Regions from separate parts of the Homo sapiens genome. Here region 2 is linked to region 1. A link is a contact called in ENCODE Hi-C or POLR2A ChIA-PET data. All regions are on one chromosome and are shown on one strand. Each heading gives the region's core, a stretch centred on a gene start or an enhancer-like site at or near the end of the contact. The rest is flanking DNA. Distances are from core to core; before and after follow the strand shown.

Region 1 (4,092 bases), core at 216-2,715:
TTACCACCTACAGTGGGGGCATAAAAAGATTATTTCTAATTAAGATAGCAATGAGAATATTTCATAGGAATTTATCTCCTGTAAAATTCTTCTACAGTAATATACATCCACATAAGCTCAATACAGTGAAAGACCACATTGTTCTAAATGGAAGGTCAATATTTTTTTTAACGAAAGCTTGTCGTATTTAGATTTATATCAAATCCCTGCTCGCAAAACAAATAGAACAACAAAAAGCCTGAACACTTACTGTAATTAAGTAGATATTAGACTAAACACAGGACCTACTGGAAGAGCTACACTTTACACAGGAGTGTAAGTTTCATCTAAGCTTTATTTGCTAGTTGTTATTACCAACAGAAAATGATGATGCTGTTCAAGTCACCAAGAAGGGCTTCATCCCTTTAAGATTCAAAAAAGTTTCATGTCTTTAGATTTTAGAAAAAAATGATATAGCAAAAGTAATCTGTATACTAATTTGTATATTAACTGCAGTGGTGGTTACAAGAATCTATGCATGTAATAACATGGTGTAGAACTACACACACACACACACACACACACACACACACACACACAATTGTACCAATGTCAGTTTCCTGGTCTTGCTACTGTGCTGTAGCAAATGTTGTAAAATGTGACCACTGGGGGAACCTGGGTGAAAGGTACATAGGATCTCTCCAAACAATTTTTGCAACTTCCTATAAATCTATAATTATTTCTAAATTAAAATAAAAACATCCCAATCCTACATAATCTATTCACTGTATAGTTCATCCCAAAAAAGTTAGCTTAGTATCATTTAACCAATATTTGCCAAGGTTAAACATAACTTTATTGCCTTTAGTCATTTCTAGAATGAGGCAGGATTATAAACAAATAATCTACTTTATGAGTCACTGAATGCTTAGGAATTTTGTGATTAAATGAATAAAGTAAACTTATAAAGTGAAAGTAACCAAACAGTCAATTTTCAGCAAGTAAAAGAAAGAGAGAATCCCAACTCTAAAAAATTAGGCCTGCTAATTAAGCGGTTAAAGCCTTCTTTTTGTTTTTTCCATATTACATGAACATGTATTGCCCCATAGGTCATTCCATAATCAAATAATGGAAAAAGCAAGGTTCTCAGAATCTTCTATTCATTTAGTTTCAGGAAGATACTCCTCAGGAAAGACTCAGAGTTGCATGTGATTCTCTGTTGTTCACTGTCATGATAGTCAATGCTATCCAGCTAACCTGTTGAGCATACTCAGCTGGTAGATTGGGAAATCCCCACAATTCTAAATTTAAACATATGAACCCGGATAATTTGGTGTTGTGTACATAAAGTGATTTTATATATATATGAAACCGACCCAATAGTCCCCTAGACAGTTTTTTTTGGATAAACATAGAAATTGCCCATCTGGTTTTAAAATTTGAAACTTACATTTGTTTTATCAGAGTTCCTTCCTCAGGAAACCACATTCAGACCTCTCAAAAGAAAAAGAAAATTAAAGAACTGAAACTCACCAGATCACCACATCCAGACAATGAGATGCCAGACCCTTCATTCATCATGATTGCTTCGTTACCCCTCCTCTCTAGTTCTTGTTTTCTTACACATTGTTACATAGCAGGGAAGACCCTGCTATATAAACCCCTAGTTTTAGTTGGTCAGGGAGATGGATTTGGGACTGAGCTCCCATCTCCTTGGCTGCAGCATCAGATTAAAGCCTTCTTCCTTGGCAGTACTCTTCGTCTCAGTCACTGGCTTTCTGTGCAGCAAGCGGCAGGACCCAGATGAACCCATGGCGTTTCAGTAACATACATACATATATATATATATATATATATATATATATATATATATATATATATATATGGATGATGGAATTACTTTACAGAATGTCTGAGTGACAACCTAAAAAAGGGTGAACTCTTGTAGCAGCTCACACCATGAAAACTATAAGCACAGTGAGAAATATGAGTAACATTTAGGACATATTAGCATTCTTTAGCTAACATTATTGCTGACGGTTGTTTGCTAGAACTTGAATCTCGGGATTAAGCAAGCCAGGAAAATTTCTCCTAATCCTGCAGATCATCATATTAAAGCTCCAGACCAAACATGTAGGCCAGAGAATGACAGATTTTTCCTCTACATTTTCTTAATCTTAATCTTAGACTAACCATAGACATCAGATTGAATTTTTTAGGCACTTTCATTACTATCATAAAATTAAAAGGCAAGCAAAAGAATGAAATTTGGGTTCCTGCAGGTCATATGATACCAAAAGAGAGGAAATAAATGAAAAAACCATGGATTGTTAAGTCAGAGAGCCCTCGATTCCAGATAAATACCTGGCACCAACAAGCTTAAGAGTGTGTGAAAGATATTTAGGCAAATTAAGTTAGACAAGATTACGTGTGGTTACAAATAGTCTCCTTCCTCCAACCCTGCCTTGAATCTCAGAAGTTTATCAATTAACCAATGTGTCCAACAGCAGTCAGCAGAGGGGCACTATCCAGTCTAGTCACTCAAGGATCAAGGTGACAAAGCCTCCGTCTTGAAAAACCTCTCACCAACACAGAAGGAAGGGCACACAAGCTCTTAATACTTCCCTGGCTCTTCTGTTCACATTTCATTGATGAAAACAAGTCACACAGCCACACCTAACCTCAGAAGATGTAGAGAAGTGCAATTGATAGAGGCAGGACACAGCCACATCTCCAACCCGACCCACAAGTCTTTACACCAGATGCTTTGTGCAGATATGGGAGCCAGCACAGGGGGCTTGTCTGGGCATGCCCCACAACCACTAGGAGAATGGGTGGAGCCACCAGGAATTCATGAATTATGAGGGGAAAGAGCCTGGCCTCTTCAACTCACGTGTGGTGGCCTGCCATTCAATTTTTGTGAGGTGGAAACCTGCATGAAGGACCCCTCTCTTTGTTGGGAGCTTTCTTTTCACTTAATAAATTCCATCCTCCTCAGTCTTCGATGTCTCTGTGTGCCTAATTTTTCCTGGTTGTAAGACAAGAACTGGATTTAGCTAAACTAAGGAGCAAAAAATCCTGTATCACAATCTTCTCATGTGCCAGAGGAGAACGGGAAGATTCATAAACAACTCCAGTTACTACCACATTTTCTTAAATCCTTCAACTTCAGTTTCCTGCCCTGGAAAATTAAGACGATGATACCTAACTTAGAGGATACTTGTGTTTATCACTTCATGGTCATGATCAGACCTCTGGTGCCACACTGCCTAGGCTGAAATCCCAGTTTTAAGGCTCGTTAGCATAACCTTGGGCAGTTTTCTTAATCTCTTTCATCTCAGATTCCTCATCTGAAAAATAATGTTCATGCATATTGAACTGTGAGGATTAAATCTGTTAATATAAGCCAAATGTTTAGAATAGTGCCCTGTACATAGTAAGGACACTAAGTATTTGCTCTTGACCCCTGGCATGGCTTTGGAATGTACAGAATCCTCAGTGATTATTGGTTATCTGATTATTATTACTATAATAGAAGCCTGGCTTGCTGCTGCCCGTCATTGACTTACTAAATACCTGTGAAAGGAAAGTCAGCAAAAAAAAAAAAAAATCAGATTCCACAAAATGAGTTGGAATATATTATGTAGAATTGAAAGGTTCACTGAAGTATAAGTTTAGCAATAAGCACAACAGGGGTAGTCCCCACAAAATTAGAAGCTTCCTGAGGTGGGAGCATCTAGTTGCTTGCTACTGATGTCCAATGCTAAGACTGAGCTGAGTATTCGTGGAGTGGGATGGGTTGAAATGGCCCAGAATAGTTGCAGCGATTGCACTGTAATTAAAAATGTCTAATTGGAGCTATAGGAAGGCAAGCAGAGACTGGCTTCTTCAGCACACTCATACAACTGGGCTAGCTCCAACATTAAAACTATTTTTAAATTCAAAGGTGGTTTTTATTATATATTTATTTTCATTTTTTTATTTTTTTGAGACGGAGTCTTGCTCTGTCACCCAGGCTGGAGTGCAATGGCAGGATCTCCACTCACTGCAAGCTCCGCCTCCCAGGTTCACCCCATTCTCCTGCCTCAGCCTCCCGAATAGCTGGGACTACAG
Region 2 (3,613 bases), core at 984-3,483, 120 kb before region 1:
AATGACTTTTTTGTCATTGCTTTTGTAGATACGTTTTTTCAATTGTTAGCCATGAGTTTTTATCTTAGGTTGTTTTCAGAATTAGCTATGCAAATTTAATTTCTCTATTTGCTGTGAAACAAATATTGAGGTTATTATTGGTTAAATCTTACTCCTATTGTCACCCAGGAGCTGTTTCTCACCAGGAAAATTTATTCTGACAAATATTTTGTGGGTACCCTAATTTCAGGTAATGATATTTAATGAATGTTTTATGATTTAAAAAGTTTCCCTCTTCATCAGGGCTAGGAGGAAGCTCTAGGGTATCTGCTCACACACAGCCGCTCTGCTGATGTTTATGGTTGCCATATGCTGCCCCTTCCTCTTTTGGTTCTGTTTTATTAATCTTATAATAAACATCTTCTCTTTCAATAATTCACCTCAAATACTTTTTGATAAGATATGATGCAAATACATTAAATTATGAAAATAAATTATATTTTTTCTATTTTTGTTAATTTTCCATTTCATTGGGTCTCTACGGCTAAGGTTTGAGTCCATGACATTTTTGGGTTTTGGCTCATTATGATCACCATCTGGTCTCTCTCTGCCCTTAATCTTTTCCCTATTTTCTCCTGTTTCCTCTCACCAAAATGCTGTCACCAAACACATCTTTCTTTCCCACTGAACTACTGTCACTGCCACCTCCTGTATCATGCACTGTCCCAGAAGATATTGCGCTAAGCCATAAGCAGTTTCCTCTTCAGCTTGTGCTTCCTTTGCTGTTTCTTCTTTGTCCTGCTTATAGCACCTTCCTGGCTTCATCTTCTCTTTCTTACTTTACAATACCACTAATGCTCCTGTAACACAAACTACCACCAATATAAAATCTCATGTCATCTGTTTGCCCTTTAATAATCCTTGAAATGAATTCACTTATAAAAATCCTTTTAAACCTCAGCAATTATATTCATCTATCACTACCCAGAGCTCCTGAATATTTAAATTATATTATAATTACGGTGCATTATTTTATTAATTGTATTAGTGAATAGTTCTATAGAACTGTAAGTAAATCATTAGACATAGTCCCTTAACCCCTTCTTCCTCAACCAAAAATATGATTAAATAATTTTATATATGTGTGTACTTTCTCTAAATTCCTTTCAGAATGACATAACGTAATAAATTTAACAGGAGACGAAATCAGGATGGCAGAGACAGTTAGAAAACTGGAAAAACAGCATCAATTTGGCAACTGATTACCTACTTTGTTGCTGAATAGAGGGTGATAAGTAAAGAATCTAGTCTGAGAAGAACTAAGTTTGAATCTTTGGCATTATGTTCCCTCAAATGTGCAGGTATCAAAATGAATTATAATTGGGAATAGCTTCCAAATTTATTACTCAGTACAGAACATAGCAGGTATCAAATCGAATTGAAGAATAAAACTAAAAGAGATATCATAGGAAAATAAAGTGGCATATTGTAAAATTAAAATACCCTGTTTTTCATATAAATTATTTAGCTGAAGCTGTATGACAGAGTGTGAAAGAAAATTGAAAAGTCTCTTTACCTTAGAAATGTTTGTATTCACTGACATGTTTCAACCTGGTAATAAATCAGCTTGGGGACCTTTTCCATAAAGAGATGTCACTATAAATTAGCTTTTACATTTTTATCTTAAGTAGTATCATCATAAAATATTCAATCAAGACACTAGAACTGTCAAAGTAGGTGGGTAATTTGAGACCTGGTGTTAAAAAAAATCTAATTCTTTCATGTTAGGATTTTTTTTCTTGTATATAAATTTTGATCTGTGAAAATACCAGGACTGTCATGGTAACAATAGATAATTTGCTCATAAATTATAATTATCACAAATGTTAGCAATCATGAATGCTAAGTAAGTACTTTGATCAGAAACTAACAAGAACAGACTAAATTGAAAGAAAACAGCACACCAAAATGTTTGGCCCTATTTTGTTCTGCCACAAAAGGAAAATATTCTTATGCAGCTGTTTTTTTTGTTTGTTTGTTTTTTGTTTTTTAGTTTTTCTTAGGTTATCTATCTTTCCATCTATTTCTTAATTGTAAAACAAATTTTAACAATTACAATGATGATAATATATTAGACTTCACATATAAGATTGAATGTGATCTTTTCCATACCCATATTAGGCAAGGAGACCAGGAAACACATAAAGAAACTAAAGCCTACACAGGTCACTGGGTGTCACTTTTGTCATGGCTTCTCACACTTCAGCAGACAGCAAGAGCTCATCTTCTTGGCTATTTCCCAAGAATACCATCTTGCTTACTTCTCCTTGCAGAAGGAGCATGTTCTCATTTTCACTGGCTCTTTGACTCACAGGCTGTACCAGTTAACTGTTGCATGCCTCAGGATGTTTCTGCCCTGGTGACTGGTTTAGCTATGCATTTCTGACTTTGACCTCTGACTTCACTGTTTGCTGTCTGCCTCCATCCAACCATTAAGGTCCTGAGAGCTACTTCCTGCCACCTCCCCCAACCCCTTAAGCCCATTTGAGCAAGGCTAGCTCTGTCTAGCCTCCCGCCAAGAGAGGGAGAGCCCAGCCCAGGAGCAATAAAGCCCAGATGATAATTCAAATGAAAGCACTTTTGGAAAATGTCATTCCAATGTTTTTGAAAATGACAACCATCACAAATTCTTGACTACTATCAGTTATTACTAGGCTGGTGACCTTGATAAAAAAAAAACACAATTATTATGAAGGCAGATCTGTGAATTTCTCTTACTTTTTAAAACTGAAGTAATAAATTCCCCAGGTATAGACTTCAAACAGCATCTGTTGACTTAATTAGAGGGGAAATGCTTCAAGGATGAATTCTTTTCCTACTCTGTTAACTTTTCAACAGATGATACATCTGAAACAATAGGCTGGGAGCAGGTGTGTGATGGCCTGAGTCTTAGCTTGCATTTGGCAAAACTCTGACTACTGAGTGAAGCCATTAGCGATGTTGTCAGTGAGATTGATGATGTTATGCATTTTGAAATTGTCCTTGACAAATTATATAAAATGTACAATTCTTCTCCAAAGACATATCATGAATTGTAGCAAAATGTAACACATATTACACCATTTCTCAGGGGTGAGGATTTTATTAGCTCAATGAGGCACACCCAGATTGAGTTGAAAAAGGTCTCTGAAATAATTCTACTATAATGTGTCATTGTAAGCAGTTCAGAGTCGACTGAGAAGAGCTGCTTGAATGAGCTGAGAGGGGGCTATTTAAACAACACCATGAACCTCTCCTATCATTAGATTCCTCCTTCCATATTAGATGGGGACCTGGTATGATGGAGGGGGTGGGTCTTGCAAAGACAGACTCCAAAGATGTGAGAAGACCATGGATAATAAACCTGAATCCAGTGTGCCAGTCAAATGTGTTGCCCTGAGCTTCTTAAACTAAATGCATTTGCCCTGTGCATAGGAAGAAACATCTGCATAGATGGATTGGGGCAAGTTCATCACCGCCAATAATTGATAATTTAAAATATTATCTTATGTTAGAACAGAGGTATTATGAGATACAATTTAAAAGTCATAAGATTTTTAAAAAGAAGAATAAGAATGTAAAGAAATCTATGTTT

Evidence for each region. Hi-C counts contacts between places; a loop is a spot of excess contacts on that map. ChIA-PET counts read pairs that join two places held with the same protein, here RNA polymerase II (POLR2A). Pooled maps may share reads with other maps.
Region 2: a loop to region 1 is called in a pooled map, with 2.1 times the contacts of the local background. The contact joins two enhancer-like sites. A Hi-C loop is called at or near these places in 1 of 168 maps with a recorded cell type or tissue (ascending aorta) and 1 of 50 pooled maps. POLR2A ChIA-PET finds 5 or more read pairs at or near these places in 1 of 52 experiments (BJ).

Annotation. Positions count from the first base shown.
Region 1 is chr6:71,365,151-71,369,242 of GRCh38, forward strand. No RefSeq gene overlaps it. Among named protein-coding and RNA genes, the nearest start is that of MIR30C2, 9.8 kb to the right of the region's middle. RefSeq lists an enhancer at 2,197-3,396. Within about 2 kb of position 1,466, at least 3 of the 41 ENCODE cell types and tissues checked have a DNase peak (open chromatin) inside an H3K27ac peak, as active enhancers do.
Region 2 is chr6:71,246,183-71,249,795 of GRCh38, forward strand. No RefSeq gene overlaps it. Among named protein-coding and RNA genes, the nearest start is that of OGFRL1, 41 kb to the right of the region's middle. Within about 2 kb of position 2,234, at least 4 of the 41 ENCODE cell types and tissues checked have a DNase peak (open chromatin) inside an H3K27ac peak, as active enhancers do.